Linked DNA regions of Homo sapiens: region 2 is linked to region 1. A link is a contact called in ENCODE Hi-C data. All regions are on one chromosome and are shown on one strand. Each heading gives the region's core, a stretch centred on a gene start or an enhancer-like site at or near the end of the contact. The rest is flanking DNA. Distances are from core to core; before and after follow the strand shown. Region 1 overlaps COPS8-DT (COPS8 divergent transcript). Region 2 has its middle 23 kb from the start of ACKR3.

Evidence for each region. Hi-C counts contacts between places; a loop is a spot of excess contacts on that map. Pooled maps may share reads with other maps.
Region 2: a loop to region 1 is called in a pooled map, with 6 times the contacts of the local background. The contact joins two enhancer-like sites. A Hi-C loop is called at or near these places in 2 of 168 maps with a recorded cell type or tissue (CD8-positive, alpha-beta T cell and ascending aorta) and 6 of 50 pooled maps.

What each region holds. Positions count from the first base shown.
Region 1 is chr2:236,966,771-236,970,941 of GRCh38, reverse strand. All of the region lies in intron 1 of COPS8-DT (COPS8 divergent transcript), which reads left to right. Among named protein-coding and RNA genes, the nearest start is that of COPS8-DT, 120 kb to the left of the region's middle. RefSeq lists enhancers at 1,813-2,312, 2,542-2,836 and a silencer at 2,542-2,836. Within about 2 kb of position 2,746, at least 4 of the 41 ENCODE cell types and tissues checked have a DNase peak (open chromatin) inside an H3K27ac peak, as active enhancers do; they include CD8-positive, alpha-beta T cell, where a contact is called at or near this core.
Region 2 is chr2:236,544,499-236,548,438 of GRCh38, reverse strand. It overlaps a transcript of ACKR3 not described here. Among named protein-coding and RNA genes, the nearest start is that of ACKR3, 23 kb to the left of the region's middle. RefSeq lists enhancers at 2,017-2,066, 3,187-3,316. Within about 2 kb of position 2,483, at least 7 of the 41 ENCODE cell types and tissues checked have a DNase peak (open chromatin) inside an H3K27ac peak, as active enhancers do; they include CD8-positive, alpha-beta T cell, where a contact is called at or near this core.

The sequences.
Region 1 (4,171 bases), core at 1,497-3,996:
CCCAGCCTTTGCATCCTACTCAGTCCTGTGCCAGGTACTGGGAATACACAGAAAAGTAAGAAAAAGTTTCTGTCTTCCAGAAGCTCAGTTTGGAGGAGTGTTTTGCAATCTTTTATGTGCACTGGAATCCCCTGGGGATCTTGTTCAAATGCAGAATCTGATTCATTAGGCCTATTAGGTCTGAGATTGTGAATTGTGAACAAGCTCCCAGGTGATGCTGATGATGCTGGTCCGTGGACCACGATTTGAGTAGCCAAGGTTAGAGCAATGGTTCTGAAGGGTGGTCCCCAAGAAGCAGCTGCAGCCAAGAGCTCCATATTAGAAATACGAATTCTCAGGTATCTCCCAAGACCTACAAAATCAGAATCTCTGGGAGTGTGGCCCACCAATCTGTGCTTTAATCAGCCCTTTGGTGATTCAGATGTGCCAGCTCACCACCTGGTTACAGTAGTGATTAGCTTAGCTGGACTAAAAAGGGAGGTGGCCTGAACTAGTATCAGAGCTGGCTCTTAAGGACACATAGGAGAAACCAGGCAGACAGAGAAGGCTGTGCAAAGGCCCGGAGAGGAAGTTGGAGGTGTCTGGAGAGAGACAGCCCAGGAAAGAGGCTGAGAATCACCCAGAAAACCCTTGAAGGCCACTGTTTGCAGACGCAGAGCTTTGCTCAGCCATTGGCCCTTCGAGGTTGAGCCTCGCAGGGAGTCTGCCTCCCACCTCCCCACGCTCAGCTGTGGTTAAGCTGGTTCACCTTCCTGAAGAGAAAGGCTGCTGATACTGAAAACGATTTCCAGTCTGATAAAATCGAGATGGCGCCCAGAACTCACTTTTCACTCCAGGAGAGTCAAGGCTGTGGAGACCTAGTAATTATTGGTTCCTATAGGAGCCAAGGCAGGAAAGAACTAAATTGGAGAGAGTGACGGGGAGAAAGGTGAGGGGTCGGGGGGAGAGCGCCTGAGGACCTCGTCTGTGGTTAGCATTCTAAGTGTAGTTGTAAAGAACGGAGGATGGTTCCTGTTGACATTTGTGGTTTCTGTCGGCCTGAATCTTTTAGACATTTTTCACCAAATTATCCCCAACGGTGGTGCATGTGTGTGTGTGATCCCAGGAGCTGGAGGAGTGGCTGGGGGGCAGCCAGCGAGAAGCTGAAGTTGTCTCAATTTTGTCTTTAAAAATGTGTGTGTCTGTATTTTTGTTTTAATATAATCAATGGCTCAATGCTTAGTGAAATAAATAATTCTGTGATCCTAGGGTTTCATCCCAGGCAGTGTGCATCTCGTCCTCTGAAAAGCAGAGGGGCAGGCTTTAGAAAGGCATTGTCTTCTAGGGAGGTGGAATTTCCATGGAGGGGACATTTTAGAGGAAGAACTATTAATAAATCAACCATCTGTGTGGTGAGCACACAGGGGTTGGGGTGAAGGGAGGGTGCTTGGGGTGTCCTTTGACATGAGGCTGTGGCAAGCAGCTCTTTTTAGTTAGTGTCCCAACAAGTCCCAACTCATAGTCCCACCCAGGAAGGGTGGGCGGGAGGCCCAAGGCAGGTGGAAAGCAGGTAAGGCAGGCACAGCTACGGGAGCCACAGCTGGTGCTCAGACACACACTCAAACCCACGCTAGCCTAAGAGCATGCTCAGGGCCTCTGGAGGGGCTGCGGTGCTGGAAGGGGGCTCTGTTACTTGAGAATTGAGCAGTAAGATGAACTCTTTGAATTCAGTCCTCAGGGCATGTCTCCTCTGCCCGAGCCTGGAGCCAAATCGGGGAGGGTGGGCTCTTGGGGAATGTACTAGGTTAACTCATTAGAAGGCCCCAGAAGACACATCGGACTCAAGCCCAGTATTTTGCAAATGTGCACATTTGGTCAGAAGGATCAGGCACAATCTGTAAGAAAACGGCATTCATCCAGGGGTTTCCACTGGCAGAGCCACCTCGTGTTTGTACTCTGGTGTCAGCATCTCCTCCTTCCTAAACCCTTCCCCCAATCAGTTTCTGCAGTAACACTGCAGCGCCAGATGCACCTTATTTCTAAAGCCCCATAAATGTCTAAAAGGTGGGGCATAGAAACTGATTTTCAAAACGTTCTTCTTTGCAAGCAGAATTGTAGGTAAGCACCAATACCTGGGAGAGATAAGAGGAACTTTCTGATGCTGCAGGGCAGTGGGCCCCTTCCACCACGCAGAGTCAGACACAGTGGCAGCCCTAGTCTGTCTTTACCAGGACAAATGGGCACCGTGGGATGGGAAGGCCCATAGGAGTGGGGAGGTGGTTCAGGACATGCAGTTGACATGGGTGAGGCTGACTCACCCGGAGGGGTCCCAGTTCCAGGAAGGGTGCCCAGCCCAGGAATGAAGGCACTGGAGCCCTCCGGAACCAGGTCTGGATCCCTGACCCCCAGGCCAGCCTTGCTTCGGGTGGACAGATGCCCTTCAGGAGCTGCCCAAATGCTGACAGCCAGGCTTTGGAAGGACACAGATTTCCAGAGCAAACCTTCCTCCTTCTGACCCTCTCAACCCTGGGCTCAAGGAGAGGTCTTCTGTCACTAAAAACGTATGTTCATTTAAAACAGATGGGGACTTTGGACTTTCTGGAAATGGATTTATAGGTTTCCGTTTGGCCCCACCTCTCTGAAAGCCAGGCTCCAGTGGGGTCACCCATCTTCCTTCCTGGGAGGGGCCTGAGGCCCTGGGGGTTACATTTTAACAGACACAGGGTGAGCATTTAACAACGCACTTCCTGACCTTGGTGACGTTCAGCAGAGCACAGGGAGCAGAAAAGTGTTTGATCAAAACTTGTCCTATTGCTGCATTGTTACTGAAACTGATGGAACACAGGTTCTGAACCTAAAAAAAAAAAAAAAAATCAGAGGCAAAGTCCCTCACCACAAGTTCCTATGTTCCCAGGTCGTTACTGCTGAAGAAGGCTGATTGCCTTTGTGGTTCCCACACTTTAGCCTGCGTTAGAATCGTCTGTGGGACTTGTTAACTCAAGGCCCCCCCCGCCGCCTTAGAGTTTCTGATTCAGAGGGTCTGGGGTGGGCCTGAGAATCTGCATTACTAACAAATTCCCAGATGAGGTGGAGTGATGCTCCAGCGACCACAGTGAGAACCACAACTCTACAGCCAGCGCTCCAGCACTCCGTGCCCCATGCTGCCATTTTCTTACTGGATCATGTTTACATCACTCTTTCCCAAGACAACCTTTCTCTTATGCAGCGCAGGCAGACTGGGAGGCTGGGGCTGGTTCTGCAGGCCAGTGTCATTCCTGAGCCCACGTCCTAAAATGGGAATCGGCATCTCAGACAGGCTCCAGCTCTGTCCAAATGCTCCAAGATGCCTCATGAGAGCACTGTCCAACACTGGTCAACCAGGCTGTGCCATTCACACCTCCTATGCCAGTTGGAAATGCCATTGAGATGAGCATCAGCCAGGAGGAGAGAGGCCATCGTCCAGCCGTCAGAAGTGTGTGAACCAGAGGAACTCCATCTTGAATAGGAGCTGGTACAATGAGGCTGAAACCTACTGGGCTGCATTCCCAGATGGTTACGGCATTCTAAGTCACAGGATGAGACAGGAGGTCAGCACAAAATACAGGTCATAAAGACCTTGATGATAAAACAGGTTGCAGTAAAGAAGCTGGCCCAAACCCATCAAAACTAAGATAGTGATAAGAGTGACCTCTAGTTGGCTCACTGCTACACTCTCAGCAGCACATGACAGTTTACAAATGTCGTGGCAATGACAGGAAGTTACCCTATATGGTCTAAAAAGGGGAGGCATGAATAATCCACCCCTTGTTTGGCATATCATCAAGAAATAACCATAAAAATGGGCAACCAGCAGCCTTCGGGGCTGCTCTGTCTATGAAGTAGCCATTCTTTTATTCCTTAACTTTCTTAATAAACTTGCTTTCACTTTACTGTATGGACTTGCCCTGAATTCTTTCTTGCTGGAGATCCAAGAACCCTCTCTTGGGGTCTGGATCGAGACCGCCTTTCCTGCAACACAGCCACCAAAAATTCCAAGCTCAGGGACCATCAGCCCCACCCCTCCAAGCACAGGTCCACACAAGCAACATCACTCCTCTTACACGTGGGAGGAGCATCTTGGAACAAACTCCAGGCAGAGAGGGCGTGCATCTCAGAAATAGTGTTTTGATTTTCTCCAGTAAAGAGGCAAAAC
Region 2 (3,940 bases), core at 1,234-3,733, 420 kb after region 1:
AACATACCAGACTTTATGTGGGTTTAGGGCCTGATTTCATAACATCTTTGTGGTCCAAAAATATCTTGGCTAAGAATTCAGTTTAAAGTAGGCCTTCATGCAGTAGCCAGATTGAAACAAACACACATGCTTTCTGGGAGAGGCATTCTCAACCTAGGCCTCAAACCATTCCCTGAATACCACTGATCATGAGTTCATAAGAAAAAAAATTAAATCATAAAATACATGAAAAAACCCAAGATACTATGAGAATTAAGCAGGAACAACAAACAGCAGGATCAAACCTGTAAAACTATAGTTATTAAAATTATCAGATACAGACTGCAACATTAGAATGTAGAAAAAAACATAGACATGGGAAATGGGAAGGAGAAATGAAAACTAGGAAAGGCCAGTGGGAATGTGGAAGATATGTCTAATTGCAATTCCAGAAGGAAAGACTTCAGAGAATGGGATGACACAACAATCAGGGAAAGTGGCTCCTCTGAGTTTTCCAAATTGATGAAAGACACAAATCCTCAGATTCAGGAAGCACAACAAATCTCAGGCAGAAGGCATTGGAAGAGCTAGCACCCAGATACGCTGTAAAAAAAAAAAAAATGAATGAAAGATAAGAGGGAAGATCTTAAAAGCAGCCTGGAGAAAAGGCAGACTGCACAAAGAATAGGCAATTAGATTGAAATATGACTTTTCAGCTGCAAAAATGGAAGCCAGAAATCAGTGGATTCATATCTCTAACATGATGAAAGATCACAGCTGTCAATCTAGAATTGTAAGCCCAGGATAATTACCTATTAAGAATGAGTGCAAAAATTTAAAAAACATTTTAACTATCAAAAAATTGAGTTTTCTGCCAGCAAAGCTTCCTTAAAGGAACTTCTCAAAAGGTTCCACTACTTAAAGGAATAAAATGGTCTCAGGAAAAAAATGGTCTGATATGCAAGAAGGAAACGTGAACAAAGAAAATAATCTGCTTGTCGGTAAATCCAAACCAACTTTATACATATATTTGTGGAGCCTATTCTTTTGTGTATAAAGAATATACATTCTTTGACAGATAAGCCTAGAGATAAATTTGCCTCTCTAAAGAACATTTCTCAGTTAGGACCTGAACTTCCATAAGTATACTAACACTTTTATACTGTAGGACTTGAAATATGTTAAAAAGCAAGAAGAAAAAAACAAGAATAATATTTGTAAACAGTCATTAGCTCTCTATAAAGAGGCTCTGGGCAACTTTTATTTCCTTCTTCACACTGTACTAGGTTTTCTGCAGTTTCTAGAATCATTATTGCTGAGGTCTCACAACCACCTGTCATCATGACAATGTGTGTCTATGGACAGGGGTGATGGATGCCATCTAAGACAGGTGGAATAAGAAGTCTCCACCAACCTCCAACTCTCTGACTCTAGAGTCAATGCTGCTGAAGCCCGACAAGAGAGGATGTACTGTTCAGGGGAAGACAAAAGTCACAGGGCCAATGCTGCATTGATTTACAGTGGGAACAACCACCTCCAAGGCCAGCCCCTTTCTCTCCCTGTAGGCAGCTCTTAGAGAGAAGCCAAAACATAGTGAGAACATGCTTTCACTGGGGTGGATTCAGAGCAAAGGAAGTGGGCTAAGTGAGCCTCCTGCATAACGGTCACAGGAAACACAGCCTCCTTGCCCTTCCTGCCAGTGGGCTGGGTCGCCCAGTCCCCTGAACGAGGCTCCCCATCCCCAGGCAGGGTCTGGATGGCACTGCCCACATCTGTTTGCCTCTGGTGCTCTGCGCACTCTCTGCTGCCCAGGTTCTCCAACCCTCTCTTCCTGTAGTGAGTAAAGCTTCAGGCAGGAGGGTGGTCACGTCTGGCAGGCCTGAGCGCCCTCTCCACGGTGACTGGCTGTCTGCTCATCTTTGGATGTTACAATTTAAATCTCAGAGCACACTCTGATACCTGTAAATTTAATTTATCATTATAACCACCAAAAACTGACAACAAATTTTATTAAATTTATAGTGGAAAAGTATCTATGTAGTAAAAATCACAATGTGAACTAGCCCTGCCCTTGTGGAGAGAGATGGACTCAGAGAGACAGAGGGGGAACTTCATTGATCACTGAAGTCAAGAGGTGTGTGTCAGTGAGTGGGCCCTGAGAAGCCGTCCTTCCAGAAGGAGGCCTCAAAGAGGTCCTTTTCCCCCAGGGGCACACCTGTCATCAAAGTACCCATTGTGCCTACAACGATGTAAAAAATCATCTTCCTATCACAAATTCAACAAACTTAGCTAATTATCTAGCTTCTCCTGGGACCAAGAATCGTTAGAAAGAAAATTCTGGTACGGGAGCAAAACATCGCATCGTTGGTGCTTCACAACTCACAAAACGTGGTCCTGTATTTTCTCCAGGAATACATGCAATGAGTCTCTGAAAAGGAAGCAAAACTTACAGTGGTGAAACGTGGCCCCTCCTTTGTAGTCGTGCTGAGAAACAGAGAACAGCTGTCCACAACTTCATTTCCTTTCTCGCAGACTTTAAAGTTGGGGCTTTTCAATTCTCATTACGCCGTATGTTTTCGGTGTGTGAAATTCAACAATGATACACTAAACCAGGCAAATAATTTAATAAATAAACATGACTTCTCTTTCTAATAATATAAATTTATTTGGCTTGGAAAACACAGTGAGCTCTCCCCATAAGAACTGTAAAGTATATTCCCAGGGGTTTTATTTTACATCCCCAGATAGAAGAGATTCCGTGTCATATACCATGAAATCGTAGTGTTTCATAACCAAGTTGTAAAGTGCAGCACTGAAAGTTGATTTTGTCCGTCTGCCACACTTTTATTGACGATTTGATACACTCATTCTTCCCCGGAGCCCTAATATTTTGTGCACTCTTCTTGCCATACCTTGAACATCATCGTCTAAACATTGATTGGCTGCCTGTGGCACTCTGGCTCCCAGATCCTGGGGTGTAGCATGTGTCTTTCCTACAGACATCTGCACAAATGCGGAAGAAATGTCAAATAGAAACCCTGAGTTTCTACGTGATGTGACTTTGAGACGGTAAATGAAGCGGAAAGCCTGGGTGTTGTCTTCTTAGGCAGGGTGACAGAAGGAGGGCTCTGGATCCCAGCAGAGGGGGCATTTCAGACCCGTGAGTGAGCCCACCAGGCACGAACTCTCAAACTCCCTTGGGCGACAGAGCCCCTGGAAGTCAGGGCGTTTGTCTCACATCCTTCAGTTGCTAGAAACAGAAGCCCTCCCAGCCACATGGAAGCTTCTAAAGATGACGAAGGCACAGAAAGGACCCGGGGTGTCCCACAGAATCCAAGGGCAGTGAAGGCGAATACCCTGAGTGACTATAGTGAACAAGCATGCCCGGCAGCCCCAAGATATCAGGCTCCTTGGGGGCCATGTGTCTTCCCCACCTCTGCTCTGCCCTGGTTGCCAGCCACCACCTGTGGACCAGAGTTCTCCTCTTTGGAGTGAAAACTAGTGGCCTGAGTTTTCTACAAATATATCCAAGTGTCCCCAATTAAAAGCAAACCAACAAACTCCATATTCTGTCTTCTATATTATGTTATACTTTCTAAGATTCTAAAACAATTGCCTGCACTCCGTGTCTCTACTTTCTCCCAAATCTAGCCCACATCTCTCTCCCAAGCACAAAACCTGGTACCTCGAATTCCTGGTCTGAGCCAGTCATTATCCCCCTGACCCCACTTTTCCTTTTATTCCCTCAGCTCGGTTACAAGACCACCATCCATCCAGGGGCTCAGCCCAGAATCCCGGGGACCGTCTTCATTCTGCCTTCGTCTTCAACATCTGCTCGTCCCTATTCCCATCGACTCAGGCCTTCAGGCATCTCTCCAGCCTGCCCTGAGCTCTCCAACCCAAGCTACGAGCCCTCAGCCTTGCAGGGCCTGTGCTCGCACAGCAGCCCCCCAGCCCTGGC